2 separate regions of the Homo sapiens genome follow, and region 1 is linked to region 2. Evidence: chromatin loops called from intact Hi-C (ENCODE). Cell type or tissue: ascending aorta. All regions are shown on one strand. Each heading gives the region's core, and the rest is flanking DNA. Links, peaks and the distances in the headings are about the cores only. Region 1 overlaps HLF (HLF transcription factor, PAR bZIP family member). Region 2 holds the start of TOM1L1 (target of myb1 like 1 membrane trafficking protein).

Region 1 (16,310 bases), core at 5,616-13,615, 370 kb before region 2:
CGTGTTTTCCATCTCTTGCCGCCTAAAAGCCAATGGAAATAATAATGGACATTGATGTAAACTGTTTGGTCAGTTTTCTATTATGACATACTTGTAAGTTAGAAGGACGTAGATTATTCCCATTTTACAGATGAAGAAGTAAAAGCCAGAGAAGCTGAACACCTAAGGTTATACTTGCAATTAATAGCATAGCCAGGACTACAGATTAGATCTCTTGTGTTCCCAAAGCAGCATCACGGAGCTTACAAAGACCCAGTCCAGCAACTCAAAAACCTGGAAGCAAGACTCCAAAGATATTAACTACAAGTGCATTTTAGAACGTGGCCTTTAAATACCAGATTCGGACTCCGAATTAAAACTCACTGGGTGACAATCCGAGTAGGCACAGTCCCACATCCTTTTTACTGATAGCTTGTTTAATGTAATTTAACTTGCATGACAATCCTGCAAAATAGGCCATCATGTTCTGGATGAGGAAATGGGGGCTCAGAATTCAAGTGACTTGCTCAAAAGTTTCCTGGCTTTTCAGTAGACCCCTGATTCCAAATTCAATTTAGCTTGGTGACTAAAGGGCCCCACAATCACGTGCCGATGCTATTAGGACTGTGTTTCTCTGAATATCTTTATCAACGCCTGTTATTTCTGCCTTGAAAATGATTTCATCCTGATCTCCATGGTTTTTGGCCACTGAGATATGCCCAAATTTATTTTTAAGCTGCCTGTAGTCAGAATGGAAGGGCTGATGGAGAAAAAAAGAAAACATACTTTGGCAATGTATTCACAACATTCAGTCCTCTTGGGAACAGACTAAATTCCAGGGACCAATATCATTTCTAATATGAGTTGATTTGCTACAACTACTTACAGTCAGTGTTTAGGACAATGCTGGTTTTAACACATAATGGCTATTGCTATGATTTCATACTGAATTTATCTGATTTAAACTTAGGAGCATTGTGTTCACTCTTTTATAAAAGGGGAGACAGACTCAGAGATATTTTTTGTTTTGTTTGTTTTGTTTGAGATGGAGTTTTGCTCTTGTTGCCCAGGCTGGAGCGCAATGGCACGATCTTGGCTCACTGCAATCTCCGCCTCCCGGGTTTAAGCGATTCTCCTGCCTCAGCCTCCTGAGTATCTGGGATTACAGGGACCTGCTACCACGCCTGGCTAATTTTGTATTTTTCGTAGAGACGGGGTTTCACCATGTTGGTCAGGCTGGTCTCGAGCTCCTGACCTCAAGTGATCCACCCTCCTCAGCCTCCCAAAATGCTGGGATTACAGGCATGAGCCACTGCGCCTGGCCGCGACTCAGAGATATTTGATGGGATACAAAAATATGCTGAGGGAGCTTTAGCTGAAATTCAACATCCCTCACAAGAGGCTAAAATCTTGCCTAGTTTCATGCTGATGTACTTTGTAATCCCTCAAGACTGCTGTACCTTTAAAAGCCTTACCCTGCCACATCCACATGTACAGTGCACAACATACTGTATCAAGCGTGACCCATGCCAAGGGCCAAGAACCCCACAGCTGTAATCTAGCTGGAAACCAAAGTCATACCAGGTTAATCTCAATTCTTAAATCGATCAACTTCTAGTTGTCCCCTTTGTGTAAAAACCGTTTTTAGACATTTCTTCCAAATAATCTATTTTTGTTTTTACAATTTCCTTGTATTTCCATTTCACTTCAGCAGAAGAGTCCATTCTTTCCTATCTGGACCCCTCTCTGCCACGTTTCCCTCTGGTACAGAGAAAGGAGAGTTAAGAATTATGTATTTGAGAGACTCACACTAAGGAGAGCAGAAGGCCAGGGAGTTTTGTGACCATTGAAAACCCATTATCCTGCCTCCACATCACTCAAGAGCCCATCAACAACAACTAGAGGACAGCCAGTTCACTACTTTATGGCCCAGAAGTGTCACCAAGGGTAAAAAGAAGAAACCTAAAACACAAATCTGGCAGTATGTTGGAAAGGCTCTAGAGCACCAAAGGAAATGTATTCTAAATTCCCTTTCACCCTTACCCACTCAAGATCTTCCAGGCATAGCACCAGAAGACATATGCAGGCACAGCAGGGCATATGGAGATGGAAGACACAGCCAGGGCTCACAGAGCATACATCTATTCAAAGAGCTATCCAAGAAAGCAGGCAATTACACTGTGACATGCTAGGGTGATAGGACCACAAATGGTGTTTGAGGTGGGATGTATCTTCTCACAGGTGTAAAAACACAGGGTGCTCACCTGCTGTATCTCTTCCTGATCCTTTCTTCCCTGCAATAACTCAAAAGCAGTTTCCAGGCCATCACTGCTATAGCATTGCTGTAACACAAGATGTGTTCCTACTTAAGTGTCCATAAAATAGCCATGGAGGTGGAAGAAGAGAAGGAATAGTAATTGTAGAATAAAAATAAAACTGCTGAAAGCTGCCATTTATATACTGAGCACTGTTCTAAGTGCTGTACATGTATCATCTCATTTACTTCTCCAGGAATCCTCTGAAGCAGGTATCAGCACCCTCACTTACAATGGAGGGAACAAATGCAGAAGAGTTATATGGCTGGTAGATCCCACCACCTTTGCGGGTTGGCCGATGACATCCTCTCTGGTGGCAGGTAAATGAATGAAAATAATATTTTGGTTCCATATACTTATATGAAAATTTAATTTTAAAGATATGAAAATTGAGTGGTGGGGGGGAATGGAGAAGGGGACAGATGGAGATAACTGGCAACAATTTGGTGGGAATGCTAATCTGAATTACTGAAATGTCAGAATGAAAAAAATTCTTTTGCTATTCACTAATACGCACTTGTGGTTCAGGATATTAATTTATATATACACAGTTAAAATCTTTAAAAACTATTTTGTCCTCAAGTTAACTCTGTGTCCCAAAATTATGTTTGCATAATTAATCTGTTTGGTAATATTTTTTCTTTTTAAATTAAAAATATATATATATAATGTAGAGATGGGGTCTCACTCGGTTACCCAGGTTGGTCTTGAACTCTTGGCCTCAAGTGATCTTCCCACCTTGGCCACCCAAAGCACTGGGATTACAGGTGTGAGCCACTGTGCCCAGCTAGTAATATCTTTCTTTATAAAGAAGACAAAGATATAAATTTTAGTTTAACCAATTCAAGATAAAATGATCATAAAATCTCAATCAATGCAATGCTACTGTCAGGCAAGTGAGAGGTTCAAAGGAGAAATAAAATAAGTAGACCTAAATTGCTTCTTTATACCTAGTTTGTGTAATACTGAATCTTCCTGTCATCAGTCTTCCAGGAAGCCAATAACTAAATATCATTATCTGGCCTACTATGTTTGGGTAAATTTCACTTATAATGTTAAAAATAACTTTTTTGACATGAATATAAATATTATTTTTAAATCATTTAGTTGTCACTGCCCATTTGAAATAAACATGCTTTAGATTTTATGAGGAAAAAAGATACTCACTTCCCCAGGAAGGTGTACTAATACAAAGAAATCAATCATAATGAAATGAATTTTATGAAATTCTTACAAGGTCAGTTCTGCAAATTTCTCTCTTCTTGTCTTCAGGAACTCTTTCAAGGCTTTATTTCCATCTTTACATTTTATATTACTTACTCTTTCCTCTATAAATCTTTCAATGGCCTTTGGCCTTTTAAAAACAATACTATTTTGATCCAGTACTAATTGGATCTGAGATCTCTGTCCTGTTTTCATAGTTCTCTAGTAAAAGCCTGCATGGTCTCCTTCAGTGTTACTAACTCAGCCCACATCATAATGACTAAGGTGAATTCAGTCTTCTGCTCAATCCTCAGGGCAGGCTGAGTTTAACTGTTTGCCACTATCCTTAAAATAACCCCTCATATCTTGGGGTATTGAGATTTCTGTTCTGGGTAATCTGATTACTGCATATCTAGATGATCTTGTTCATCTGGTTTGCTGCATTGATTCCCATTGGTCAGGGCCTGGTGGCATCCTTCCCCCAAACAAACCTTCGCCACTCAAATCAATTCAAGAGGCATTTATTGGGTACAAATGGACAGGCGTGCTTAACTCTTTCCATTAAGTGCAGAAGCACTTAGAGAGCAGTGATGAGACTTTCCTGCTCTACTGTCCATGCCTGGGTTCCACAGCAAAGACACCACAGCAGACTGTTACCCAGAGCTAATTAGAAAAGAAAGCATTGCTCTTCCCCACTCAAGGAATTTCTGCCAAAGCATTTATTTCTGCTGATCCATTTATGCAATTCCACTTTCTAAGAGAACATTTTGTCACAGATGATTTAGTGTTGTAGCTCCCTGAAGCATCTTTCTGTAGCATGCACTCATTGTTTTTAGGAATCTAGGGTCTCCCAGGCAAAATTTGAGAGGCAACAGGGTTTAATAGCCACAAGCCATGTCTCATTATAAGACCTCAAATTCCAAAGCATTCTTCCAAAGATCATTAAGGAAACAAATCCCAGATTAAACTTCTAAAAACGAAACTTTTACGAACCCTGTGTGACAGGGGAGCTGTGTAGTTTTTCAGGAAAGAAAATGAGATTGGATGGGTAGTGAGTTAAGAGAGTAACATTAGTTTGTAAAAGTCAGAAAAGAAGGAAAACCAACATTTTAGGAATTTCCACATTCGGTCATGGAGTCTGTACCCACCACAAGCCAATTTAACAGAAACAAATACTATAGTTTCTCCCCCAGCAGACACTCGATTCTGCCAACACTCCTGTAATTGTCTACTCTATGTAGCTGGAGGTGAAATTGCCCACCTTGACAGCTATTTTCTATTTAAGTGAACTAGATTGGGTTATGGCAACTCTTTCAGCCTTCTGAAATCTTGGCTTGATATCAGAGCACACTTCAGGGGGTGCTTGAGCAAGTCATTTCATGCACTTGACATTCAGCAGTCCAACCCCCCCCAATCCGATCCCCTCCCACAATGTCCCTTTCCTTTACTAGTACTCCCAATATGAAACACACACACACACATCCCATATCTAAGCATGATGTACAGTTCTGTTTTCAGGGAAGAAGGGAGCCACAAATACAAGGTCAGGACTCAAGAATGCAAAACTGTAATAATGACTCCTTTGTTTCCCAGGAGTAAAACTGATTTAAGCTAGCCAGAAACTTGGCTAAGTATTTTTAGCTTGATATTACTGCCCCAGGTAATCCTTACAATCAGGTACTATTTGTATCACTGAGACATTAACCTTCCCACCCCCACCCACAAACCCAAATGCACGCATGCCCACGTACACATGCGCGCGCACACACACACACACACACACACACACACACACATACACATAACATCTGGTTCAATATACTTATTTGCAAACCTAGTAAGCTGTATAAAATAGAGGCATTTAAAAGTGATGAACGTTAATGAGTTGGGTTTATTAAAATCTATTTTTCTACTCCTATGAGACCAGGCCTGCTTTTGGACTTTTAAATTCTGAACCAGTCAAATCCCTCAAACTATTTCCTTGCCAAAGAGTGTTTCCCCCAATCACCAAAATTATGGGTTTTATAAATGAAACCTAAACCCTGTGTTTTTGAATTACTTTCTCTAGATCATTAGAACATCGTGTTTTGAAAAGCTGTTTGATGTTCAAGGGAGAGTATTTATTTTCAAAATAATAAAAATAAGGAAATCCTGGCTTGCCAGAGGAAACTATTGTCAAGTTTCTAAAAATGTTTCAAATCCAACCTTGAACTCAAGTGGAAATGTTCACATGCACTTTCCTGCTGAAAAACCTTCAATGGCTCCCTATTGCCTACTGGATAAAGTTCAAGCTCTGCAGCCTGGTACTCATGAAGTTGTCAGCCTGACTGGCACCAACCTCTCTGACTCATCTCCCTGACTCCTTCATATGAATTTTCTGCACCAGCCAAATTGGATCTACACCCTGTTGCCTAAAACACCCTGTGGGCATTCCTGCCTCTATAACTTTGTGGGGCATTAACCTCTCCAATCTGGCTCTCTCACCCCTCCTTCCGGGCCCATCACAGGCTACAACTCTTCCAAGAAGCCTCGCCCCAGGCACCTTTGCCTTGAGCAAAGGCTTCTTCCTGTGAGGTCTGGCAGCTCTTATTGGCTATACTGCTCCCTTATTTATATTCATTTTCTTGATTAATCTTTCAACCTCCTCTTTTCAGCAGATATTGGAGGCCTCTATATACCCGTCATTTGACACTGAGAACATGCTAGTTTGTCCTGTCACTCATCACTTTGCCTAAAAGTCTTATCTTCCCTACTAAATCACTGTCTCTTGAAACTAGCAGCCAAATTGTACTCTTGTCTCTCTTCCTCAGGGTGCACAAATCAAAACACCAAAGCACAGAGCAAAAACAGATGCTATTTCTGGGACCATACACCTTGCTCTTCGCCTCCTAAAACCTCCTCTGTTGCTTTCTCTTTAATTTTTAATTTTAGATACAGGGTTGCACTCTGTTACCCAGGCTGGAGTGTAATGATGCAATCAAGGCTCACTGCAGCCTCGAACTCCTGGGCTCAGGCGATCCTCTTGCCTCAGCCTCCCAAGTAGCCAAGACTACAGGCACGTGCCACCATATCCAGCTAATATTTTTAAAAAAATATTTTGTAGAGATGGGTCTTGCTATGTTGCCCAGGCTGCTCTCAAACTCCTGGTTTCAAGTAATCCTCCCACATCAGCCTCCCAAAGTCCTCTGTTGTTTTCTAATCATGGTATCATTTCTTAGAGAAAAGTAACTGAACTGACTTATGGTAAAGGCTTGGCTACTATGTACAGGGCACCAAGCTGGATCTTTCTTGCACAGTAGCTTTAGAAAGCTCACAAAAACCCAACAAGGATGTTGCTTTGCAGAAGAGACAATCAAGGTTCAGAAAGATTAAGGATTTACTCATTAAAGAACCCCTTGGGGAGAGGAGGAATTATTATTCTGGAATGCTTATGTAAAGTCTTGCTTGCAAGCCGGAGGATAAACTGAACCTTCTCCTTCTGAAACACCATAACATACCTTTATGGTTTCCTTACCCCCAAGGTCACTATATTGCCTTTAAATATAATTATTAATGTCTATTGTTAAAAATTCAATGGTAGCAGTAACTGACTGATCTATTAGCAAATATGACATGGAAGAAATCTAATCAAGAACTTCTTTGGGCAGGGCACAGTGGTTTCCACCTGTAATCCCAGCACTTTGGGAGGCCAAGGTCGGTGGATTGCTTGAGCTCAGGAGCTCAAGACCAGCCTGGGAAACATAACAAAACCCTGTATCTATAGAAAATACAAAAATTAGCCAGGTGTGGTGGTGCATGCCTGTAGTCCCAGCTACTTGGGAGGCTGAGGTGGGAGGATCTATTGAGCCTGGGAGGTTGAGGTTGTGGTGAACCATGATCGCGCCACTGCTCTCTAGCCTGGGCCACAGAGCATGACCCTGTCTCAAAAAACAAACAAACAAAAAAACTTCTTCAAAATGCATTTTGTTTATTTAATCCCATGAGCCAGGAAGAATGAGTAAAGGGTACAGTTAGCTACTCAAGGTCACCTAAAATTCAAAGGCTAAGAGAAGGGCAAGCAAGACTTGGCAGAGAAGCAGGAGAGAAATCCAAATTTCTTGACCAGTGTTCTTAATTAGCTAGGAAGGGAAAAGTATCAAGACTCTTTCTGAGCCCCACGCTTGGTCCTCCCATGGGAAATGAGATTAGATGGTGGTGAAGGTGCTGCTTGCAGCAGCTGTTATTAAGCACTTGCTGTGTGCGAGGCACTGTGACAATTACTCTGCATGCATTGGCTCATATGACCTTCAACAGTCCTATGAGGCAGGTCCAATGATTATTCCAAAGTTCCGGATGAGAAACTGAAAGCTCAGAGCATTTAAATGACTTGCCTGAGATCGTGAGCAGCTAATGAGTGGCAAAGTCAGGATTCACACTCAGGCTGTTTTGTTTATTCAATTCTGTGCTCTAAAAAACATTACTGCTATATTGCCCGTATAGACTGGTGTCTCAAACACAGGACATTCTGACAGACATTGTGCATGGTGAGACAGAGGCACCTAAGTCTGAGGGAAATTTAAATTTATAGAAAAACAGTGGTTTAGTAGCTTTAGGACAAGACATTTGCTGGGGGAGGGCCAAATACTATAATCAATATTAGCTGTGACCAATATTCTCACCCACACCCATTACAGAATCAAACACAGGCCCTGTACCTCTCTAATATGTTATTTTCTACTTTTTTTCATCTTATTACTTTCTCTACTACCTTCCCTCTTACCTCCATTTTCATTGCTGAGACATAAAAAATGATTCCTGGGTAAAAGTGATTAGTGCTAATTGGAAGAGAGGTTTCTGAGAAACCTAATAAATCACGGCTGTCTTCCCCTCCTCTGGCTTTCTACATTAGGATGTTATCAAGGGTTTTTTTCTTCCCACCTCCCCCACCCCCTTTCCTTCTCCTCCACCTAATTCTGTCTTTATATTGCTATTTTTCTAGTCTGGTAGGCACAGTGCTGAACTGGAAAGACTCTGCCAAGACCCTTGGCAGGAGCTGGCCTCCAGGAATCCTGCCCACCGCAGCAGTGCAGAGAAGACAGGGCCTCTGGGCAGACAGGCAGGAGAGAGGGCCAGGTTTGGGGTCTGGCTAGAATGTTGGACAGAACAGGTTTCCCTGGCATCTGAACTGCCCTCCAGAGCTCAGCTTTCTCATGCCAGGGTCAGGATTACAATTGCTTGCTGGCACTTGCTGTCATTCTCCTGGGAAGGGAAGCGAGGGGGAGGAGGGAAAAAAAAAAAAAAAAGCAAGCCAGCACACCACACAGCGTTGGGCAAGCTCCACAGGGCACAGCCACGTGCCTGGAGCACACGGTCATGCAGGCAGGCAGCCAGGGTTGCCAGGGCTCACACGAGAGCTGGGGGACTGGGCACCCAGACAGTGGCTGTTTCCACATTGGCAAAACAGGAGTTGGTAACCCAGAAGCCATGCTGCGGGGTTAACATCAGGGAACCGATTCGTCCCAACCCAGAAGGAAGAGAAAGGTCAGGCTGTAAGTGTTGGACATGATGGGAAAGAAAAAAAATGCATGAAAGCATGTCCTATTTTTGCAGAGGGAAGGGGACTGGATAAATAAATCCCTAAATAGAAAACAGGGATTGGGAATCCAGTCATTCCTTTCTGTACCTCATGCCACTGACACCATAACAGCTGAATGCACCCAGTACTCGTGCAATACACACTGGCCAGACTTGTCACATGCGATCTTATTTAACCCTGCCAAAACCCCAAGGGAGAGGGACCATTTATAATTTCCATTGTATTGACGAGTAAACTGAGGCTTAAAGGGTTAAGAAATTGACACAAAGTTACACGGCAAGCCAGGGGTGGGTCCAGGATGTAAACCCAAGCCCCTGAGCCCAGAGCCTACAATCCTAACCACCAAGTTGCCTTGCTTTCCAGACATACCCAAAAATACCTTTTGCCACAGGCTTGGGACTACTATCCTGTGAATGTCAGCAAGCCTGTCCTCTACAGGGATCCGTGGAGAAGATAAACTCTACAAGAAACAGAAAAATGTCTACCTGTCTCCAGAACCATGCAGACTCCCTCCCCTTCAGGATCTCCTAGCCCCTGATGAATGAACAGCACTTCCAAGATGCTTGAGACACCGGGCACAGCTACTATCAGTCATGGCGCTCCCAACCTGCAGACATTATCAGTCTGCTGGACTGGAAAGATACACGAACTGCACGCCCTTAAGCGGAGCTTCACCTCATAATATTGGGAAAAGTAAGAGAATCCTCTGACCTTCCATAAACCCAGAATCACCTGCACAGAACTTCCCTCCATCATTACTCAGATTCCCAGGCCAGCGTTTTCCTTCCATACCCAAACCTTCTCACAAGGAAGGTCGGCAGAAACAGAATACAAACTCCATATTGCAAAGGTACAATGGGTTCTCCCCCACCCCCGCTCCTTTTGTGCCACCCACTTATGCCATCCTTTTCCCACACACAACCACATGGAAGGGTTTTCACTTTACTCTGTAACCAGCCTTCATCATAACCCAGTCTCCGTGCTCAGAACTAGAAAGACAGCCTTCTTAATTCTCAGCGGAATATGGGCCTAACAGTGGTAGGACACCCCCCAGCTATTCAAAGAAAAACCACCAGAGGAAATAATTTCAAATCTGGCTTTACAAGCATGTAATATAAAAATAACTCTGCCTTTGTCTGCTATAGATGACTTTCCCTAAAGGGATGGCTGTCCTTAAAGCAATCGCTCAATTCTCATGGCAAACAGATTCTTCTTTTTCCAGTACCCAGCACATATTCGTCCCTCCAGGAGAGCACCCCCACATCCCACCTCTGACAGTATCTAAAATGCAAACATTGAAGTCATCAGAATGACTCCTGTCATCTCTGCTGGCCTAGGAACATTCAGGACACTGCACCTTGGATGACCGAGGAGCCCCTGCAGTTAGCTCTGGCCTCCAAGAACCACTACTCTTCCCTTCATTAAGATGTCAGCCCAGAAAGCTTGGTGATCCCACAATAGCCACAACAGGTTTTAATGAATCCCTGGATTGTTTCTTGAAAGAAAACTGGATTTCTTCAGATATTTGATTCATTCTTTGATCAGACAGTTAGAGGAATAGGGATGGGGTGCTCAAGATAAGAAAGGGGTTGGGGCAGTCATGGTAAATAGTATGAGAATTCACAAAAATGGGCCAGGTTGTGGTGGCTCACGCCTGTAATCCCAGCACTTTGGGAGGCCGAGGGGGTGCGGATCACTTGAGGTCAAGAGTTTGAGACCAGCCTGGCCAACATGGTGAAACCCCGTCTCTACTAAAAATACAAAAATTAGCCGGGCATGGTGGTGAATGCCTGTAATCCCAGCTACTAGAGAGGCTGAAGCAGGAAAATAGCTTGGACCCCGGAGGTGGAGGTTGCAGCGAGCCAAGATTGTGTCACTGCACTCCAGCCTGGGTGATGGAGCTAGACTCCATCTCAAAAATAAATAAACAAATAAGTAAATAAATAAATAAATATTCACAAGAATGCTCACCTTGTCATTCCAAGACATCCTTGGGGTAGACCTAGAAATGCATACTTTATCAGCTCATGGTTTCATTGCCCTTCAACCAAACAAGAAGCACTAACACCACAACGGAGCATAGCTCAAAAGATGCATGCTGAGTGAATAGCCAAAAACAATTGTTTGGTAAACTACTCTGCAATTATCTCCTGATTAGCCTGATGGCTTAGTTTTATTAACTAAAGTGTATAATTATGCTCTTATTAATATTCTATTTCTTCTTGGCAACCCAATGTCCCCTGACCTTCTTAAAAGTTTTGCCATAAAGCATTGCAGGTAGTTTATCCATGCGTGTGACAGGGTCCTAAAGTAAGTCCAGATTTTGCTGTCCAAATTGAAGTTCTAGACCAGTGGTTCTCCACCGGGAGTGACTGTATTATGCCCAGGGGACATTTGGTAGTGACTGAAGACATTTTTACTTGTCACATCTGGGGCACTGGGGGTCCTACTTGCAACTAGGAGGTAGGGGCCGCGATGCTGCTAAGCATCCTATAAAGCGTAAGACACAAGATTTACCCAAGGCCGGGCGCGGTGGCTCACGCCTGTAATTCCAGCACTTTGGGAGGCCGAGGCGGGCGGATCACGAGGTCAGGCGATCGAGACCATCCCGGCTAAAACGGTGAAACCCCGTCTCTACTAAAAATACAAAAATTAGCCGGGCGTGGTGGCGCTACACGGGAGGCTGAGACAGGAGAATGGCGTGAACCCGGGAGGCGGAGCTTGCAGTGAGCTGAGATCGCGCCACTGCACTCCAGCCTGGGCGACAGAGCGAGACTCCGTCTCAAAAAAAAAAAAAAAAAAAAAAGATTTACCCAAAACATTAACAGTGCCAAGGTTGAGAAACACCAATCAAGACTGAAATTATACAGCTCCCAGAATGACCAAGGCTACATCTGTGCTCTTCCCTTCTGAGGACTTATTTTCCTCAAGATTAACTTGGTACTTCTATTCTGGTCACTCCTGTGAGCCACACAGAATAATCAAGAACTTTCTCCTTTTTCAGGTTTGCTTGCAATATCCATCCATCAGGCCAACATCTCTTAGAATTTTATTTTGCATCTTTATAATGATCAACAATCTATGAACAGCAGAGTGTTATTTTACCTGAGTTTGGTATTTGAAGACGAGGTTTAACTTTTTTCCTTTTCTATGAGGACTATCGAGTTTTCAACTCCAAGAAGGAAACTATGTTGAAGTGTGTTTCCATTATTTAAAATAAGACATTTAAATGGAGAACTTATTTCTAGACCCTCAGTGTTCCCTTTGATCCCAGTGTCTTTCCACCAGAACCTTACAAAATGACATCCCCTGAAACTCAGGAGTTCTTTGCTATGCATTGCAACTCTGATTGGGCATTCCAAGCCTTCTGAGAGTCACTGATCAATACTGACTCTAATGAGCTCTGACAAATGAGTTTTCAAGCTGCTTCAAATCCCAAAACCCCAATTTTTGACTCTCAGTAGGAACCAAGGTGTGAACACCCAATATGTGCAGGTCTCCTGGGAAAAAATATAGTATTCCTAACATGGTACACATCCTAAATTTGGTAGGGGACTAAGAAATACTTGTCAGTTGATTACAAGTGTTGGTCAAAATACCCCAATCCAGTAACTACTGGGCAAAATCTCCTGACATTTCTCTCCAGAGGAAGGGTTATATACAGTACCTAGTTACCTTACGAAGATATTTCAGAAGACAGGGATTGAAATAAGTAATAAAAGTTGACACATACAACAATGATCACAATTGCTTCCACAAATAGAAGACTCATTGCTAATCAGTTGACCCTTTATACGTATTATCTCTAATTTTCACAATAACTCAATCAAATAGAAATTGTATCCTTCTACAAAAAAGGAAACTGAGGCTCCAAGAAATGATGTTGCTTTCTAAGGTCACACAGCTACAAAGTGGTGATTCTCAGTCTACAGAGCACAATGACCGAGGCATAACTGTGTCTCTCACTGGGGCTCTGTTCCCTTCTCTCCTGGCTGTTTTCCCACTTTGAAGGGTTATTCATTTTGTTGCTTGTTCCTACAAAAAAATTGAAGATAGTGGTACCGCACATTCTAAGTAGCAGGGGATCAGGATCACATAAAGGCATGTTTTCCCAAGCTCCCACAGCCTCCAGGGGTGGCTGGAGGCTAAGAATTAATTCCATTCCAGCCAGTGGCCTTGAGTTATAATTCAAAGTGAATTTTGGAGAAGGGGCCAGCACACAGAGGTCTGAAAGGAGGAACTTCAATATGAATATATCGAGGCAGGGGTATTCTCTTCCTCCTTTACATCATTTCCTTCCATTTAAATCTTGCTCCATGTGCCACAGAAATTTCTACAAGAGTCGAGGACACGGAGTTCAGTAACAATCTCTAGCACAAGTTTCGCATTGTCCTGCTTTCTGTCTTCCCCCACAGCTAAGGCCCTCAGCTCTGTGACCTTCCGGATGATTTATCTGGCTGAATCTTTGTTCCTGGTTACCTGTGCACATGAAATCGTCTTTCTTCCTGTTCATTTGGTACTACAGGGTGCTAAAGGCATGAATTCAAAGCTCCTTCAATCTGTGTTTATATCTGAGCATTAGCAGTGGGTTTTGAAGTACTGGTCATTTCAGGTGATATTTTTGTGTACTATTTCAAGATCATTTACAGCTGACCTTGCAGCCTTGTGGGCTTTGATACAGGTGGACTGAGTGTGATAGACAGATGAAAATGAAAAAAAAAAAAAGATAAGAACAGTTGGGTTTATGGGAATAGCAACGAGAGAGATGGAGTCTGGTCCTGAAGAAGGCTCAGAAACACAATATGAGAGCCTGCTTTTAGATTCTACTTCTCAGCTAATGACAAAACAAGATGAAAAGGATGGAAAAAAAAATACCTGCCCCATATCCCTACTCACATTTTTTTTCCTTCAGGACAGACAAGAGTGAATATAGGTAAACCAAACCCTATTGAGAGTCTACCTGTTATCTACGTGTTTAGGGAATGAGGAAAAGAGATACAAGATGCGATGGAGGCTTAAATTATCCAAATCATTAACTGTAAGTTATTTCTTAAACTGCAGCCCTTGGATCAGCTGCATTAGAATCCCATGGGGGAGCTGGTTAAAATGCATATTCCTGGGCCCTCATTCCAGACTTGCAAAATCAGAATTTCTAGGGGTAGATACAAAGAGTCTGTATTTACCGGACTCTCCAGATGAGTGATATGGATGCTCATTAAAGTGGGAGAGCCTCTGCCAGGAGTGGAGCAGAAGAAGGTACCTCTCTTAGGATCTTTGCTAAAACCTGAGTGTTAAGATGTTTATGCTAACTCTACCTTGCCTGTCCCATTCACCCTCCTCCTCCCTTTCTGAAGGGAGAATCTTCAGGGCACTTACCTGGTCTGATGGGGCTCTGCATACAGTTCGGAGATGGGATGCCAGGGTGAAGGGGTGCAGAGGCCCGGCTGCTGAGGTCCATGACCGAGGGGGCAGCCGAGGAAGCTGGCTGCAGCCCAGGAGGGTGAGGGCTGTGGTCATGCTGAGATGGGCTGGGGGGAATGCCATTTTCTGACAAAAACTCCTCCAGGTCCATGTATTCCAACTGGAAAGTATCTCCGTCATAGGGAAGGGTTTTGTCCCATAAGGTAGGCCCCAGGAATGCCGACTGGGGGACCGTCGGGCTGTTACTCTCATCATCCAGCTTCTTTTCCTTGTCTTTATCTTTACTAAATGCTGCAGAAGAAGGGAAAGCTGGACTTAAAAAAAAAGAAAGAAAAGAAAAACAATACCGCTCTTTTATCACTTTTCCTGGCCTGTTATAAGACTATTTCTCACGAATGGCAGGGTCCTTCTCTGGCTGCTGTCTTTTGTAGATCTAGAGTTAAAAGTTCAGGCAGGACGTGGATCTCTGCCTGTTTTTCAACATCTTCCTATTTACTTTGGAAAGAAGGCACTAGTCCTTGGGGCAGGGCTACAGGCTGATCTAGGATAAAAACCAGAGAACAGTCTCAGCACATTATTTGAGAAGAGTAATAACTTAAACCTAAAATAGGAATATAACATCTGTGATTATATACAACTGCTGTCATTTTTAAGAAAACAACAGCCAATAACCAGGCTTGAATTATCTTCCAGGAATTCATCACAGCAGCAATAGGAGGTCATTCAGACTTACAAAGCCAGTGAGTTAGTGGTCTTAATTTTGGTAAAGCAGGGACCTTCCACCCTTCTTTAACATCATGTTTAGAGTACCTACTGGATACCTGGTTCTTTCCATATATTATCTCAAAAATCTCACAATAAACTTGCAAAATAACAATTACCTCCATTTACAACAAAGACTCGGAGGCTCTGAGACTTGAGGGAACTTGACCAATGCCTCATGTTGGCAGAGAATGAGAACTTTCTGAGCTCACATGTGTTTGCTTCTAAAGCCACTGGGGCACACTGATTTTTACAAAAGGAGTTTAAAAAAATACAAAGTGTTTTCTTCCTTCTCTTCTCCAAACATTTGAGTATGATCCAATTTACAAAGAGTATGCATTTACAAAACCTTTCAAAAGCAGAGCTATTGGAAAAGGTGAGTTATTCTATACATTTATGTTGGAAGTATGCAGCTATTTGCTACCTGGAAGTACTGCTCGCCCATTAGGTCTTTAACAAGCATTCCGGATCTTGCCAATTCTAGTATTCAGTCGTGGGTGGAATCTGGGATTAAGGAATTTGCTTCTGAGTTTCATCTTCAGAGAAACACAGCCTCCACTGCCATCCATTCTAACCCTCTACCATCTCATCTGAAAATCTGACTTAAAACACCCACAGATGCAAAAGCCTGCAGGCAGCCCCTTCCTCCCAAATGCTCTTCCTTAAAGGATAGTTAGGGAGGGGTCCCTGGCTATCATCTGCAGATTGCAAACTCTTGCAATGCAACAGGTTGTCCTCTCCTAGAAAAGAAGGTGCAAGTACTCCCAAGCTATTTGTAGCCAAATAACCTTTCAGAACTTTACACTGTGAGCCGCACGGTTCGCATTTGCTACTGTGATACCGAAGGCATGAAATCGCATCAACCCAAATCCGTGGCATCACTTAGCCGGGTTTGGGGCCTCATCACACGTACCCCTCCTCTACTGCTAAGGCCAAGGTTGTCTTGGGAAGGTTTGGGACTTACCAAGAAAGGGCTCAAGCCAGAGGAGGCTCCTGCGCGGTTACACGTGAGCCTGCTCCGCTCTCCCCTCCCACCAGAAAAAGTGCACCGGGAA
Region 2 (16,310 bases), core at 4,000-11,999:
TAATTTCCCTCATAATTAAATTTGGCTTACGTGAATATTAAAGTCAGTTCTGAGGCCTTAAGCATACCTCTGCAAGGCAGTGAGTAGTCTGAGACGAGGTGACTAGACCATTAAATACACAACTCAGGGAAATCAGCATGAAGATATGAAGAGTCAAAGGCCTATTTAAAGAAAATCCAAGGAAAAGCCAGATGTTTTTCCTGACTTTAATGTACTGTGACCCCAAGGATGAAGGTGTATTCTGACCTATGACTTGTGACTCTTGCCTGTTTTTAGGCACAGGCTTTAGATTGGACAGAAACCACGAGGTAAGGGAGCTACAGATCTGAGGTGGAACAGATAATGGGAAAGGCAGCGAGCAGATTAGACTACCTGATGAGAAGGAAGAGTGGAAGCCCAAAGAGAAACAGAGGGCCAGAGGCACAACACTCTGGAATAGCCCAACTTCCTCAAGGAGGGTCCCTGGTCCGTCGTCACAGGGAGGGAACCATGATGGAAGAAGATATGGAGGTGGGATTAAGAAGCAACCACTGAAACATCAAGTAGGCTGGGCACAATGGAGAAAGCGGCAAATTGTTATGAATGGTGAACACCTGTAAAAAGCAAAATAATAATACCCCATGCTGAAATAGAGAAGGGGGCATAAATTCATCTTCTGCCCTTCTCTTCCTTACTCAATTCTCCTAACCTTTGGCACCCTTGAGATATCCCAGATATACTATATTTGAGGGTACATCTACACATCTTTCTACTCCGGTTCTACAGTACCTTCCATTAGCCCTTGAGTCTTCCCGGATACTAGGAGAGACGGGATTAGGTGTGTGTATGAGGGTGGGGTGCTTAATCATTAATCCAGTCAACATCTGATATACCTGGCCCTGTACTACACAGGAAGAAACTAAAGACATAAAGGAAACACAGTAGCCTACTCTTTTAAGAGGCTTGATTCGTTCTTAGAAACAAAGTGGCATGAGGCAAGGGCATGGAATTTAGAATCTGAGGACTGGGATCAAATCTTGCCTATGCTATGTAATAGCCATTTTCATCTCGGAAATAAATCTGTTTCTGTTAGTCTCAATTTCTTCATCTGTTAAATGGAGTTAATAATAGAACTACTTCACAGGGTTGTCAAGAGCATTGGTCAGGTGCCAGGCATTTCTATCAGTGACCCATCATTCTGGGATTTCTACAGAAGTGCCTCACTCCTCTCTCCCGTCTTCTCCATTCTGTGACCTTCAAGAGTTAAGGACAGGTAAGAGGTCAAAAAAAAAAAAAAAAGGTGAAGGGGGAAAATGCCTCTAAAACTATATTCAGATCCCAATGTGAAGGGTTTCTTTAATGATCAAATCATGAAGACCGTTCACAGCATTTCTGCTTATTCAGCGAGCCTATGCAAGATGTCCATTTTCTTCTTCATGTAACTAGAAACCAGGAGCTATGCTCACATATGCCCCAAAGTCCTCTTGATAAAGACTAATGCTCCTAACGCAGCGTGATGTTGGCTGATTAGTGCCGTGACCATGCACAGTCTTGGGCTGGGCTGAGATAAACAAAGGCGTGCAGAATAAATCAGAAAGCTACACAGCTCACTCTCAGGCAGCAGGCAGGGCTTGCAACACATACTAAAGTAAAAAGGACAACTCACCAACGTGACTGAAGAGGTCATATTGCCAAGGATGGTGGGAAAATGGGAACACATCAAATAAGAGTCCACACTTAAATCACAGACAATACAACACACAGGAGAATTGCTTAAACCAACATAGAACATTCTCCAAATCACGCCAGGCAGCAGAACTTGTTTGGAATTTAATGAGCTGAGAGCATCTCAGGATTCCACAAAGCTGTTCAAGTAAGGCAGAAAGCTTACAGGGAGGTATTTTTCAAAATTTCAATTCTCCTCATCTTAAATTATGGTTAATTAATACATGCACAAACTTTTTTTTTTTTTTTTTGAGAAGGAGTCTTGCTCTGTTGCTCAAGCTGGAGGACTGGAGGACAGTGGTGCGATCTCGACTCACCGCAATCTCCACCTCCCAGGTTCAGGCAATTCTCCTGTCTCAGACTCCCAAGTAGCTGGGACTACAGGCACACGCCACCACGCCCTGCTACTTTTTGTATTTTTAGTAGAGACGGGGTTTCACCATATTGGTCAGGCTGGTCTCGAACTTCTGACCTCAGGTGATCCACCTGCCTCGGCCTCCCGAAGTGCTGGGATTACAGGTGTGAGCCACCGTACCCAGCCACAAACTTTTTTTTTAAGAGTTGAGGTTTCTCTTTATCACTCAGGCTGAGTTGCAGTGGCATGATCATAGCTCGTTGCCATCTTGAATTCCTGGGCTCAAGTGATTGTCCTGCCTCAGCCTCCTAAGTGGCTGGGACTACAGATGCAGGCCACCACATCTGGCTAATTTTTAAACATTTTGTAGAGACGGGCTCTCACCATCTTGCCCAGGCTGTTCTCAAACTCCTGGGCTCAAGCGATCATCCCACCTCGGCCTCCCAAAGTGCTAGGATTATAGGCAGGAGCCACCACACCCAGCCACTACACAAACTTCTTGATCAGTTCACCATGTGTAATACATGTTAACCACTAATTCCTATCTCCTGACCAAGAAAAATTGATTTTTCAGGAACAAGCTCCTTCCATGAAATTAAATGCTATTAAATGCTATTATAAACAACTAAACTTTCTTTATTCTGCAATTCTCATAAATGAAGAGTTTTAAGTCATACTGTACACAACTCCTAGCTAACCTATTAGTTTTCTCAGAATACTTGCTTCTTATTTTTTACCCAGGATTAAAAATGTAACTATAGCTTGAGAAATCCTCGAGTCTTAATTATAAAATTAAAGTACTTACTGACAAGGTAAGTTGGATTTCTTTATGATTGTAGTTTTTGGAAATCCTTTTCTTCAAAGCTTTCACTGCATCTTTTGGCCTATAGCAATAAATACACTGAAATCACCAATTTAGGCATTGCTGAAAACAAGCAGTCTCTCTGAAAAGCAACATGCATTTGGAGAGAGGAATGGCTAAGGAGCAGAAAACTAAGGCCTTGGTTCTACTGTGGGACCCTATGCGAATGACTTAACTTCTTGAACCTAAATTTCTTCACGCATACAGGCAGACAATACCACCTAACCCCTTATGAGAATCAAATAAAATATTTTCGTACAAGACTATTACCTAGAAAGTACTACCCATGAAATGCACTCATTCCTGTATCCCTCTATCAATGCACAGAACCAACTTATAGGAAATGCAACTTCCGAAACAATGAATGTTACCATTTTTATTAAAACTATTAGTATTTCCTGAGCACCCTATAGACAAGGGGATGTAACAGGAATTACAACAAACTAGGTCAGCTGCCAATACGCCACAATTTTATGTTACAAAGAAAGGACTGTTTATAAGGGTCCAAATTTACTTTAAGATTCTCTTTTTGTATTATCAATGAATTGGTATTATCAATGAAAATGTTCCCAGAGGAACTAAACATGGTAAATAGGATTATAGGAAAAAAACCATACACACTTAAAAGTACTAACCATAAGCGCTTTCCATTTATTTATAATCAATAATTAAGTTTGATGTTTTCTTTATCAACATAAGCTAGACTAAATCTCTTTTACTGCCAGTTATCACTTTAATATGCCCAGGAAAATTACCAGAATTGTGTTCCTTAGAATAACTTGTAATTGACTACAAGCAAACCAGTTTGCTCTTCTTAATGACTTTTTTCTTATAACTTCGATTCTCGAAAGTTTAAGAAGTTTAAGAACAAACGATAGCACATGCTATAAGAATACAGCTTAAACATGGGTGAGTTGACATTCAGAAGGAAAAAAATTGTCCTGGGACAGGGAGGAAAAAAGACTGCTAGATTGTTTCCTGGTTACTAGAAATAATTGCTCAGAAATAGGTCACCACCGGGAGTCAACCAGCTTCTTGATAATATTTGATGGTTTCATCAAATACTGGCACTGGGAGCTGGAGATATTCCTAAAGAAGGACACAATCTCTCTTTTTCAATTTTTTTTTTTTTTTTTTTTTTGAGATAGAGTCTTGCTTTGTTACCCAGGCTGGAGTGCAGTGGCATGATCTCTGCTCACTGCAAGCTCCACCTCCCAGGCTCACGCCATTCTCCTGCCTCAGCCTCCCAAGTAGCTGGTACTACAGGCACCCGCCACCATGCCTGGCTAATTTTTTTTGTATTTTTTAGTAGAGATGGGGTTTCAACGTGTTAGCCAGGATGGTCTCCATCTCCCGACCTCATGATCCGCCCGCCTCGGCCTCCCAAAGTGCTGGGATTACAGGCGTGAGCCACTGCGCCCGGCCTTTTTCAATCTTTTAGAAGGAAGGAATTTGAGCTTCACAGTGACAAAATTTGAAACTATTAAAGAAACTGCCAAGAGGAGAAAAATTATAGTGGATTTATGGATACTCCACATGTTGAAGCAAGCAGCTGCCCCAATATTTCAACCTGACAAGTCTTCAAAAGATAGAGGGTGCCTAATGAATGATGAAAACACTCTTTCAACAACAAAACCGAAATATTTGCAAGAGAAAACGTGCTGTAGTTCTGATGCTTCTTGTCAGAGGCAAATACATGGAAACCATGCTGTACTCACCCATCCTGGGTAGTGTTAATTATGTCACAGATGTGCATGAACTGGCCCCAATCTTCAGTCTGAACTCCAGCAAATGTAGCCTTTTCTGCCAAGAAAAAGCTGTTGAGTCTGAGCTACAACAGAATAAAAAATGTCTGGTATTCCTGAAATAATCTGCCTAGGCTGCACCAGCAAGTGTCATTAAGTTTACATTGCCAAAGGGCAAAGTGATTTTTTTTGGAACAGTTCTCAGTAATTCAGGAATCAATCAGAACCCAAGTTCAGAGTGCTGCTGCAGCAACAGTAATGAGTGACCTATTAATAAAGACCTCAAGCACAACAGCTGGCCACAGGCCCAGGCCAGGCCAGCTAAATCTCCGCCTGCCTGGCTTTCAGAGAAGGGAACTAGGGCTTAGTGAGCAGCTACCTAGAAGGTGAACTGCATAGTGCTAAGTATTTTATCATACGCAATTTCATTTAACCCACTGTGAGAGATGATGAGATAGAAGTTCAGAGAGGTTAGGAAATTACCAAAGTTATACAGTCAGTATGAAGTAGAATTGGCATTCAAATCTAGGTTGTTTGGTCCCACTGTTTGTTTTTAAAAATAATTTATTCTCTGGGGGGACAGGAGGAAAGAACTTTTAAAGGAGAGAAGTAATCCGTTGTTCTTAGGAGCCAAAACATTGGCACAACTCCAAATAAAAGTAATACGTTTATTGTCCTATCATCTTAATCTCACGATTCCTTCTAATTTTACCAATTATTATAACTTCAACCAATACTTGCAAAGACACTGCTTACCTCAACTATGTAAAAACTTCCATTGCATACACTTTTACTTTCAGCCTTAATTATTTCAAACTGGCGCTGGATAACTATCCGAACTAATAATAATAAGCATCTAAACTAACCACAGCTGCACCAGGCTGACCAGAATGCTTCTGCACTTGGAACCCTATGATTAGATAATCAGGCATCTTTCCCTCTCCAGACAGCCGCTTTAAGAATACAAGATGTTATCTGGAAAGGGTAATGGAACACTCAGTATGAATGCGCTAACATCTTCCTAAGAGAAGGACAAGATCCCTAAGCATGAAAACACCGGGTTCTGGGGGAAATGGAGAAAAAAACAAAAAAGATAGAGAAGGGGAAGAATAAGGACTTGCTTGGGGGAACCCCAAAGTTTAGCTTGCTTTCAATCCAGGAAAAGAACCACTTGAGGCGGGGCCCGGTGGCTCCCGCCTGTAATCCCAATCACTTTGGGAGGCCGAGGTGGGTAGATCACCTGAGGTCAGGAGGTCGAGACCAGCCTGGCCAGCATGGTGAAACTCCATCTCTACTAAAAATACAAAAATTAGCCTGGCGTGGTGGCATGTGCCTGTAGTCCCAGCTACTCGGGAGGCTGAGGAAGGAGAAGTGCTTGAACCCGGTAGGCGGAGGTTGCAGTGTGCCGAGAGCTACTGCACTCCAGCCTGGGTGTCACTCCCCGTCTCAAAACAAAAACAAAAACAAAAACAAAACAACAACAACAAAAAACTTGAATCTGGCACCGAATGGACAAAGCTTACCTCCCTAGAAAAGAAAACTCCTATTCACCCTTCAAAAGCCACGCAGAATTCATTTCTCCCTTCTCCTAAGTTTTGTGTGTTTTGCATTTTCTTGCATTGCAAAGGTGCCACACAAAACTGTGCCCGTCTTCTCTACAAGAAAGTGAGTTCCCTCAGGTTTGAGACCACGTCTCACCTTGGCCTCACCAGTGCCTGATCCAGGTCCAGGCACATAGCTGACAGTTAGTCCATGTTTACAGAATTAAAAAATTAAGCAGAAGAACTGCTGAAGTTTCGTTTGCCTATGAAGACACAGTCTGAATCCATTTCTGCTTGGGGTTCATTCTAATATCCAAAAAAGCACAGCCATTAAGGGAAAGCATCTCCTCAATGGTAGCTACTCTGACCATCTTATAAGGATGTGTAAACTAAGGTTCTGTTTAAGTGGTGTGTTCGGTGTCACAGCAGTTAGTAGAGCTGTGATCTAAATTTTCCAAATCTGGGCCTCTTTACTACAACTACTAGGTTCTCACGATTTCATCACCCCACTAAGTTCCTGACATCATCACACTTTGCCTGGCATTAATATGCACTCGTGCCACACCCAATTCCCAAGGGAGGAATCAGGGAAAAGAAGGAGCAGTGAGCTGGTGCTGGTAGGAGTCCAATCACTGGCTTCTACATACATCATGCAAGGTACATCCGGAGGAGAGAGAAATCATTTAGGTGGATGCTGGTGTAGTCCCTAGTGGCCTGCGAGAGACCTCCGTGGCCCCAGATGGCTCCTATGTTCCCCTCCTCTTCACTCCAATGCCAAGCATTTTCATTCTCTTTGTTTACCCAGAAAAGTAATCCAGGTTGTATAAGCTTGGCACTAGAGAAAACTGGTTTGGGGAGACCTGCCCCTCACAGTAAGGCCACATCACTTAGTCTCCCAGAGCCTCCTCTTCTGATCTGTAAAACGGGCATAACAATACCGTGCCCTGGAGAATGTGCCTTTAGGAATAACTTCCCCTACCGAGAAGTTTCTGGTGTCTCCTCGTGGAGGCCCAAACACTCCATGCCTGACTCCCGCGGTTCACCTGTTTGGTTCCACTCCCCAGGCGGCATCGAAAGGAAGGTACATTTTTGAGGACTGAGGTTCTACAGTGAGTTGGCCAAGAAGGAAACGACGAAAGGGGGCCGGGTGGAATGCGGGTGCCTTGGGAAAGTTGCGGGGGGAGGGGAATAATTTTTTCAAGTTGGACTAACTCCGTCCTCTGCAGGCCGAGAATGGATCAAGCAGGAAAGGATCCCACGGTCCCCTGCCTGCCTGGGCGTCTCTCCCCGCGCCTCCTTACCTATGAGGTGGCCCACGGAGGTCGCGTAGGGATCCCGGTGACTCTTGCCAAACGCCATGGTAGCGCCAGAGGGCCGGGCCCAGGAAATCCGCCTCCACCGCTCTCCGGCTCCCGACTCCACCCGCTCGGTACCCTTGGCTCCTCCTCTTCGCCCGAGCGCTTCCCGGGCTCTGGCAGAGGCGGTGCGTTCTGCGCTGCCGCTGCGGGGCGCGGGCACCGAGCGTGAGGAGCTGGGCGCGGGGCAGGGACGCGAGGGCGGGGCTTCGGGACGCCCAGCGCACCTGCAGCGCGCCCTGCGGGACCCGCGAGGAGGCTGCGCTGCCGGCTGCAGGTGGTACAGGCGGGTAGTGGCGGGTGTATGGAGCCTGCGAGAGTGGCGCGGCCGCCCGCTCGGATCCCAGGTGGGCTTTTCGCCCCGTGCAGGAGGAGCAGGCAGCCCAGAATCTCCAGCCTGGGAATTAGAGACCCAGGCTTTGATCCTGCCGCTTGCTGGGCACCTTGTCATTCTTCTCTGCGCCTCTTTGGCTGCCCTGGGTAGACCAAAGATAATAGGGGGTTAATAACACAAACCTCAGAATTATGAGAATTAAGGGAAGGACGTAACCGATTATGTCGGTGTCTGGTACCCACAAAATAAATAGTTAGCCACTGAATATACTGAATAACTAGAAATATTTACCCTCGACCTGCCTTTGTCCTAGAGATCCGGGAGGGGAGGTGTGCGCCCTGCCCTTTAAAGTTGTGGTCATGTCTAGGAGGAAGGATTGGCTTCGAATTTAGGGCTTCCCAGGAGCAGGCCCTCTTTGTCTCTCTACTATTTCCTCGAGGGACCACAGGGCGCCGCCTCGCAAGCTCTTGTTTTCTAACCCCACCTTCTGGGAGCCGTGTTTTCCAGCCTGATTCTAAAAACGGGAGAGGGGCTTTCCGTTTCTTCTGGCAAGGAGTATGCTTGGCTTTAGGCCTGCTTTGTAATGTAGGTTGGAATCTGAGAAGCCCAACACCTTTCCAGCTGCCCCTTCAGAACCAGAATTTATTTCCTATTCCTTTGCATTCAATTAACATCTGATTGGCGATGTTAACAATCTCCAGCCAGCAGGAGCCTGCCAGAGAGTGAGGTGTCCCCAGGCGATGTCAGATAGCCATAGATGAGCTCCTGGTGCTTGTAGATCCTGTTTCCTGTAGTCTAACTGCCACCCATTTCAAGTCTGTTTTTTAGCCCTGGAGATGGTGACTAGGGAGACGAAGGGGACCTGTTTTGACTTATGTCCGTGGTCTTGTGAATTTTAATATAGAGGTCAAAACCAATTGCCATGCACTCCAGGAGGCTAACATTTAATTATCTGTAACTCAATTATTTATAATTTTTCTTGACCAAAGTGAGCCAAAACCTGGGATTCTAAAATCTAGAATGAAATATTCTTGTTGTGATGATATGTCTCATAATGGGATTTGTCCCACGTGTAACTAATATTCTCCACCTGCCTATTCAGGGCGAGTAGCTATTTCAGATGTTGCCGTTTATCAACTTCCTTACTCATCACTATAGCCTCTGCTGACACTGTTGAAAACCTCTTTTGTGACATCACCAACCTAATCTGTATTCCATGCCTCTAGCAAAATATTTTGCCTTTTCTGCAACCTAGAATCAACCTACAATCTCTGAAAAAGAAAACCAATTTTAGCTTAGGCCAATGTTGGTGTCAGTGGCCTTCTATCAGTTAATGAGAACGAGAAAGGAACCGAGCATCCAGAGAGATAGATTTTTAACATACTTCTATGTGGGAGGTTTTTCTTTTCGTCTTCTTCTTCTTCTTTTTTTTTTTTTGTTTTTTTCTCCTATGTCTGATTTCCTTACATGACAGGACTGAGGCACCGAGAAAGAGGAGAAACAGTAGCAAGGAGTGTCTTCTGGACTTGATGCTTGGGTGAACAGAACCAAGGTTGATGAGTGCTACCTGTGTTCTATCTCAGCAATGCCTGGCAGAAGTTTTTCTCTCTCCCTGTGCCCTCCAGGGTGTTGTGGTGGTTGTTGCAGCCTTCTCTTCCTGTACTCTGTTCCGTTCTGCATGATCCCTCTTCTCTCCAGGCATGAAAATCAACGTGGTTAATGTTAGTAAAGTCTAGCAGCGGGGACAATAGAATTCACAGCTAAGTTGAGGTCAGAGAAGGAGCAGAATCCCACAGGGGTAAAATGACACCAGGAGTAAAATCTTACCACAATTTCAATTCCAAGAACACTTAGTCAACATTTATTTATGTAAAATGTGCTAAGTGTCTGCAACTAGAAATCTATCTTAATCTTCACAATCCTGAGAGGTGGGTAGTATTAACCTCATTTTTACAAATATATAATCTGAGATTCAGAAAGATCAAGTTTATAAATGGCTTCACTAAAGTTTGACTCATGGCTGCCTGGTTCCAAAGCCTATATTATTGTCACTAGGTGAATCTGTTTATTGAGCCTGATGTCTTGCTTTTTTAAAGGATCTGCTTGATTCAGTGCAAGACCTCTTGAAGAATACAGGAATAGGGGAAGTCATATACTTTGCTGGCACAAGGTCCTGCTTTTTTTCTGTTCTTGTTCAATAGCGAATATTTTTTGTGCTAGAACTATATGCCAGATATGTTCTAAACATATTACATGCGTTATCTCATTTAATCACATAATAACGTTATGAGACCAGTACGGTTATTACTTTATTTTTCATGTTAGAAAAACCAAAGTAATGGCTGGGCGCGGTGGCTCACACCTGTAATCCTAGCACTTTGGGAGGCCGAGGCAGGCATATCACCTGACGTCAGGAGTTCAAGACCAGCCTGGCCAACATGGTGAAACCCTGTCTTTACTAAAAATACAAAAATTAGCTGGGCATGGTGGCAGGTGACTGTAATTCCAGCTACACGGGAGGCTGAGGCAGGAGAATCGCTTGAACCCGAGAGGCGGAGACTGCAGTGAGACGAGGTCACGCCACTGCTCTCCAGCCTGGGCAACAGAGTGACTCCATCTCAAGAAAAAAAGGGGGGGGAAATAAGTCAATAATTTTTCACATAGTCACATTGCTAGGGAAGGACTGTCTAATTCCAGAACCTGTGACTTGAATGGCTGTGCTATGTCATCCCTCTTGGATAGAGCTCTAGATGGTAGGTGGTGCCCTTCACTAGTTCACATTTTGAAAGAAGTGGGTTCTAGGGGGCAGTGTCTGTAGAAAGAAGTGACCGAACTTGGCAAGTACACCTGTATAGAAAACAAAGATAACCCACCATCATGATTCATGCAGCTAAGAGATTTTTGCCTTCTCATTTGATTGTTTTTTTGTGTGTTGTGTGTTTGTGTTTTTTTTTTTGTTTTTTTTGTTTTTTTTTTTTTGAGATGGGGTTTCACTCTTCTTGCCCAGGCTGGATGCAATGGCACAATCTCAGCTCACCACAACCTTTGCCTCCAGGTTCAAGCGATTCTCCTGCCTCAGCCTCCCTAGTAGCTGGGATTACAGGCATGTGCCACCACGTTTGGCTAATTTTGTATTTTTAGTAGAGACGGTGTTTCTCCATGTTGGTCAGTTTGGTCTCGAACTCCTGACCTCACGTGATCCACCCGCCTCAGCCTCCCAAAGTGCTGGGATTACAGGTGTGAGCCACCACGCCGGGCTTGTTCCTTGTTTTAATATTTAAATGTGCTCCCTATAACCCTCCCCATAGTGTATCCACTAGCCTTCTCATTATCCTTCTCTTTTTCCGTGGGTCTAGTTCCAAACACTACCTACTCTCTCCCCCAACTCTCCCACTATAAAAACTAACTTTCATAGCTATGTGATCTTCAGCTTTAATAGTCATCCTCATCCTCTTTGACCCTCTGCACCACCCATGTGATGGCCCTTCCTTGTTAGCCAGCCTTATCTTTCAGGACACTTCTCTATCCTACTTTTTTTTTTTTCTCTCTCTCTCTCTCTGACTGCTAATTCTCAATGATCTTCATTTGATTTTATTTTCTTTCCATTCTGCTAGACCTAAGTAAGTCTTCCCACACTTCCGAGGTTCGCCTTTTTCTCTTTCTGCATTTCTCTCATCCCACCTTCTCCTTGTCCCTTCTTTATGAAGTCTTTTCTGACAACTCCCAGAAGAATTTAACTCTTCTTTTCTGTCCCAGGTACAGATTTCTGTCTTATAGTCCACAACATATTATATCACTGATTTGTTTAGAAATCTGTTCCCTGCCTCCTAGATATAGGCCCCACAAAGAAAAAGGACCCATTTGTAGGACTTGGTGTCCTGACACTCAATAGACCTTAAGGGATTTTTTTTTTTTTTTCTGAGATGGCGTTTCACTTTATCACCCAGGCTGGAGTGCAGTAGTGCAATCTCAGCTCACTGCAACCTCTGCCTCCCAGGTTCAAGCGATTCTCCTGCCTCAGCCTCCCAAGTACCTGGGATTACAGGCACACGCCACCATGCCTGGCTAATTTTTGTCTTTTTATTAGAGACAGGGTTTCACCATGTTGGCCAGGCTGGTCTCAAACTCCTGACCTCAAGTGATCCACCCACCTTGGCCCCCCAAAGTGCTGGGATTACAGGCATGAGCCACCATGCCCAGCCTAAGGGATGTTTATTGAATATATTAATGAATGACTCCTCAAAATCTTAAGTTGCTGTGTCCTTCCTGAGGTCCAGCCCTTAATTCCCTCCTGGATGCCTTGTTGAAACTTGAACTCAGTATGTCTAGAATTATACTCATCCTCTTTCTCCATTATCTCAATATCCTACCTTACTTACTTGTTTTGACCATAGCAGTCATTCTCAACCATATGCATAGAAATTTCTGGGTTGCTGTAAAGACTAATGATATCTGGGTCCCACCTCAGAGATTCTGATTTAACTAGTCTTGGATGCCTCAAGGTCATCAAGAATTTTAAAGGTCCCTGGATGGGCTAAAGGTACCATAAATTCCCAAACAGAAAATCTTGAAGTTATCCTCAACTTTCATTTCAGTCAGTTCTGGATTTCTCTATGTTCTTCTTTACCTCTCTCCTTGCTTTTTCTTCTCTATGGACACTGTCCAGTCCAGAAATTGTCGATGTCAAAAGCCTTAATACTGTTTAGGGATGAAACTAGATTGAAGTTCACGCTTTCCTGAACACAATCAAATCCCTGTGCATTTAAAGACATATTATTTCTCCTTAAAATGGACCTTCTTTTGCACAATTTCTTGCCCATTGTTTTTGAAAACCACATGTACATAATATATGTTCACTGTATTTCCAGTTATATATATATATAGAGAGAGAGAGAGAGACAGACAGACAGACAGACAGAGATGAGTTCTTACTATGTTACCCAGTCTGGTCTTGAACTCCTGAGCTCAAGTGATCCTCCAACCTCACAGCCTCCCAAAATGTTGGGATTATAGGCCTGAGCCACATCCAGCCTATTTCCAGTTATTTCTTAATATACTATATCTTTGCAACTCCTGATTGTGGAAATTAAAGAACAGCCTTTCTTTTCCAGCTCTTAGGATAACCCTCCATCAGCTTCACACGAGAGGGTTTCTCCCCACCCCAACCCCAGGGCTGTTTTGTTCTGTCTTTATGGGTTTCAGGCTGAACTCAGAGACCCAAGATGAGAGAGGACAAGGCACAGGAAGAGTGAAGAGGGGAACAGTTGTTGACTTCTTACTGTGCCAAGCACTGTACAAAGTGCTTTGGTATCTCCAATAAACTTCAGAATTATTTTTTAAAAAATAATTACTCTCATTTCATTAACTAACTTACCTAAAGTCACTCTGAATATGGAGGTGAATTTGGGTTTTTCTCATTTCCAAGCTTAAGCCTTTTTCCATTGCATCACACTGCCAGCCCCTGCCATCCCCACCAGCAAGGATCTGTGGCTGATCTTGGAGAGTATCTGAAGCAACAAGCCCAGTGCTCCTTATGCATCAATGCCAACCAGAAGTTTGTTGATTGATTTTAAACCACAATTATTCTCCAGACATTAATCTTTAAATCACAAAAACAGGTTCATTGGTTTCTCTCATCTGTACAATTAAAAAGCTCCATTGAGAGAGGGAACTAAAGGGTATCTGTTGGTTAAATTTGTCATCTCAGTGGATTCCTGTGAGGCTTAAAACCAAAGTTTTATCTGGAAAATAAACCAAAGGAATCAATATTTTCAAAATCCAAGCCAACCAGCTTTCTGTGAGTTTTATAATATCATCGGTGCATACAACTCATTTGGGGTTTGTCATTTAATTCCTGTGTGTTCCTTTGGGATGCTAGCTTTAGTCTGCAAATCAGATTAACTGGGCTCAAATCAGCTGTCAGGTGGTAAAAAATAATTTCGAATTCATAGGGTTGCTTTGAAAAATAACAAGATATTATATTTATAGCACTTGGAATGATTCTGGGCATATAATAAAGCTCAATAAATATTAACTAGTTATTGTGATCATTTATCCTTCCAATCTACCAGGTGGCCTAAAATTTTCACTATTAGAAAATGGCCTTTTGAAGTTTGGCAGTGTCTCTCTAAAAGCCACTACTTAAAGATGCTGTTTGGGAAAAGAAGGTCCTATCGGTACCTACTAGCGTCAGTATAATTACACATTTGGCTTCTGCTAGCATGTTATGAATAATGTGCAACTTGGTGATCGGTTCAATTGAAAAAGGTCTCATAGGAGTGGGGCTCTAAAAAGAGACCATGAGCTGGGATTTTGCGGCAGGGGTTGTGAAAGGCTAGCTGCTTTGAGGTTTGTCTTGCAGGAAAGCCTTGAAGGAAGGGGTGTACAGCAAGGGAAACACATTTAATTTCAATGTCAAATTTGGTTCTAATCCCAGGGCTACCATTTACTAATTGATCTTTGACAGACAAATCACTATTTCAGAACCTTAGTTTCTTTATCTGCAACAATGGAACTAATTGAACATATCTCAAAAAGTAGGTCTCAAGATTAAATGAGTTGACATTTGAATGCTCTTAATAAATGCCTGGCATGTCCTTGGTGTTCAATAACTGTTGGAGCCCAAAGCTTAAAGTAGGCTTCTGTTTCCTGTTTTCCATCATATCATCTTGGTTATGTCCTTTATAACACTGTTTATAATCTGAAATTGTTTTGTGCAATTATTTGTTTACTTGCCTTGCAAGACTTAATATTGCTCCCTTGCTCCACAAAATATACCCTTGTGATTCTATATTGCGCTGCAGCCACAGCCCTCTAGGCCAACTGTTTCCCTCAGGCCCTAAAGCAGATCTCCCCAAAAAGAGCAGATTTGGTCATCCATTCGTCCTATAACCTGTTTTAGTTTTAGTCCAGCTATAATACCATTTTTAAAAGACATCATCTTGCTGATATTAAGAACAGTCCTCCCACCTCACCTTCTTTTCTCTTCTAATACCATTTGTCACTGTTGACCTCTGCCTGCTCCTTGAATGCATTTCTTCTCCTACCTACTATGGTGTGATGTGCAGCTCCCCTGTGCTTCTCCTGATTCTACCTACAGTGCTGATTTAAAGCCTCCTTGCCCTCCCCACCTCTCTTTATCCTCTTATTCTGGGTTATTGTCTTCATAGCATTTACTGCTATTTGAAATGCTCTCATTTCTTCATTTGTTTGCATGTTTATAGATGTCTTCTTATCTGGCTTGGGGAGGGCACAGAAAGTTCTGTTTTGCTCATCACTGCATTATTCAGTGACTGCAACACCGCCTTGTATGTTCCATAGTTCATTATATCTAAAACTCTTTCTGTGATAAGATGCACTATTTTTTGGCACAACAAAAAGGAAAAAAAAGCTTCCAGTTAAACTATGAGATACTACTTTTTTATTAGTTATAATTTTTATTTTGTGTTTATTTAAATAACATTTTGAGAATCATTGGACATGACGTTTTGCATATATGACTCTTTTACAAATGTGAAAAGGAAAATGTAAGCAAAATAAATTAACAAAGATGGCCGGGCCTGGTGGTTCACGTCTGTAATCCCATACTTTGGGGGGCCTAGGCAGGTGGATCACCTTAGGTCGCAAGTTCGAGATCAGCCTGGCCAACATGGTGAAACCATGTCTCTACCAAAAATATAAAAATTAGCCGGGCATGGTGGTGGGCGACTGTAATCCCATCTACTTGGGAGGCTGAGGCAGGAGAATCACTTGAACCTGGGAGAGAGGTTGCAATGAGCTGAGATTGTGCCAAGATACTCCAGCCTGGGCGACAAGAGCAAAACTCCATCTCATAATTAATTAATTAATTAACAAAGATACTATTTCTTCTTCCCATACAGAATCCAGCTCTCCAAACTCACTCCTTGACTCAGAGACATCAATGTGTTTTTCCACACCCTGTCATCTTTTATGCCACTATCAGCACTGGTGACACTGCATTTTTTTAGAGAGTGCTGCTATTGTCTCCCAATACTTTATTATAAGCTGTTGACACTCAGTTTAAATTTTGATAGTGGTGCTTTTTTGATCTTACTAGAAAGTATCAATGAAAGCTTTTCCAGACAACAAACAGGACTTGTTTTTCTTCCCCAAATTGTCCTTAAATAGATTTGGGACTGAAATATCAAGGGTGTCAGTGTCCCATAAGCCATCAGAAATGACAAGCAGATCGCACATACCCACGCAATGACAACTATGTATGCATTTCTGCTGTTGCCTGGCTGACAGAGATTATAACATACCACAGGTTGTGAGGTGCATTAGAGATGTTTTTATTTTTATTTTTATTTTGGAGACAGAGTTTTCCTTTGTCGCCCAGGCTGGAGTGCAGTGGCGCCATCTTGGCTCATTGCCACCTCCGCCTTCCAGGTTCA

Evidence for each region. Peaks named below come from ENCODE experiments on the same cell type or tissue, not always from the same donor. Only the 100,000 strongest peaks of a DNase experiment are listed, where the experiment ranks them.
Region 1: a loop joins it to region 2, with 2.5 times the contacts of the local background. A loop is called at or near these places in 2 of 110 quality-filtered maps.

Annotation. Positions count from the first base shown.
Region 1 is chr17:55,266,225-55,282,534 of GRCh38, reverse strand. It overlaps HLF (HLF transcription factor, PAR bZIP family member), which reads right to left. Exons shown (of 4, transcript NM_002126.5): 2 at 14,449-14,784. Among named protein-coding and RNA genes, the nearest start is that of HLF, 9.4 kb to the right of the region's middle. In ascending aorta, for the core only: no CTCF peak of the experiment used is centred there; DNase peaks (open chromatin) are centred at 5,864, 8,854 and 9,204; H3K4me3 peaks cover 996 bases; H3K27ac peaks cover 6,043 bases.
Region 2 is chr17:54,892,122-54,908,431 of GRCh38, reverse strand. It overlaps TOM1L1 (target of myb1 like 1 membrane trafficking protein), which reads right to left and starts at 7,580. Exons shown (of 16, transcript NM_005486.3): 1 at 7,509-7,580; 2 at 4,640-4,724; 3 at 2,865-2,943. The coding sequence starts at 7,566. It overlaps LOC124904033 (a long non-coding RNA gene), which reads left to right and starts at 7,695. Exons shown (of 2, transcript XR_007065854.1): 1 at 7,695-9,824; 2 at 13,099-13,930. RefSeq lists enhancers at 7,266-7,355, 7,376-7,485 and a silencer at 7,566-7,905. In ascending aorta, for the core only: a CTCF peak has its summit at 7,596; DNase peaks (open chromatin) are centred at 6,781, 7,621 and 8,367; H3K4me3 peaks cover 2,697 bases.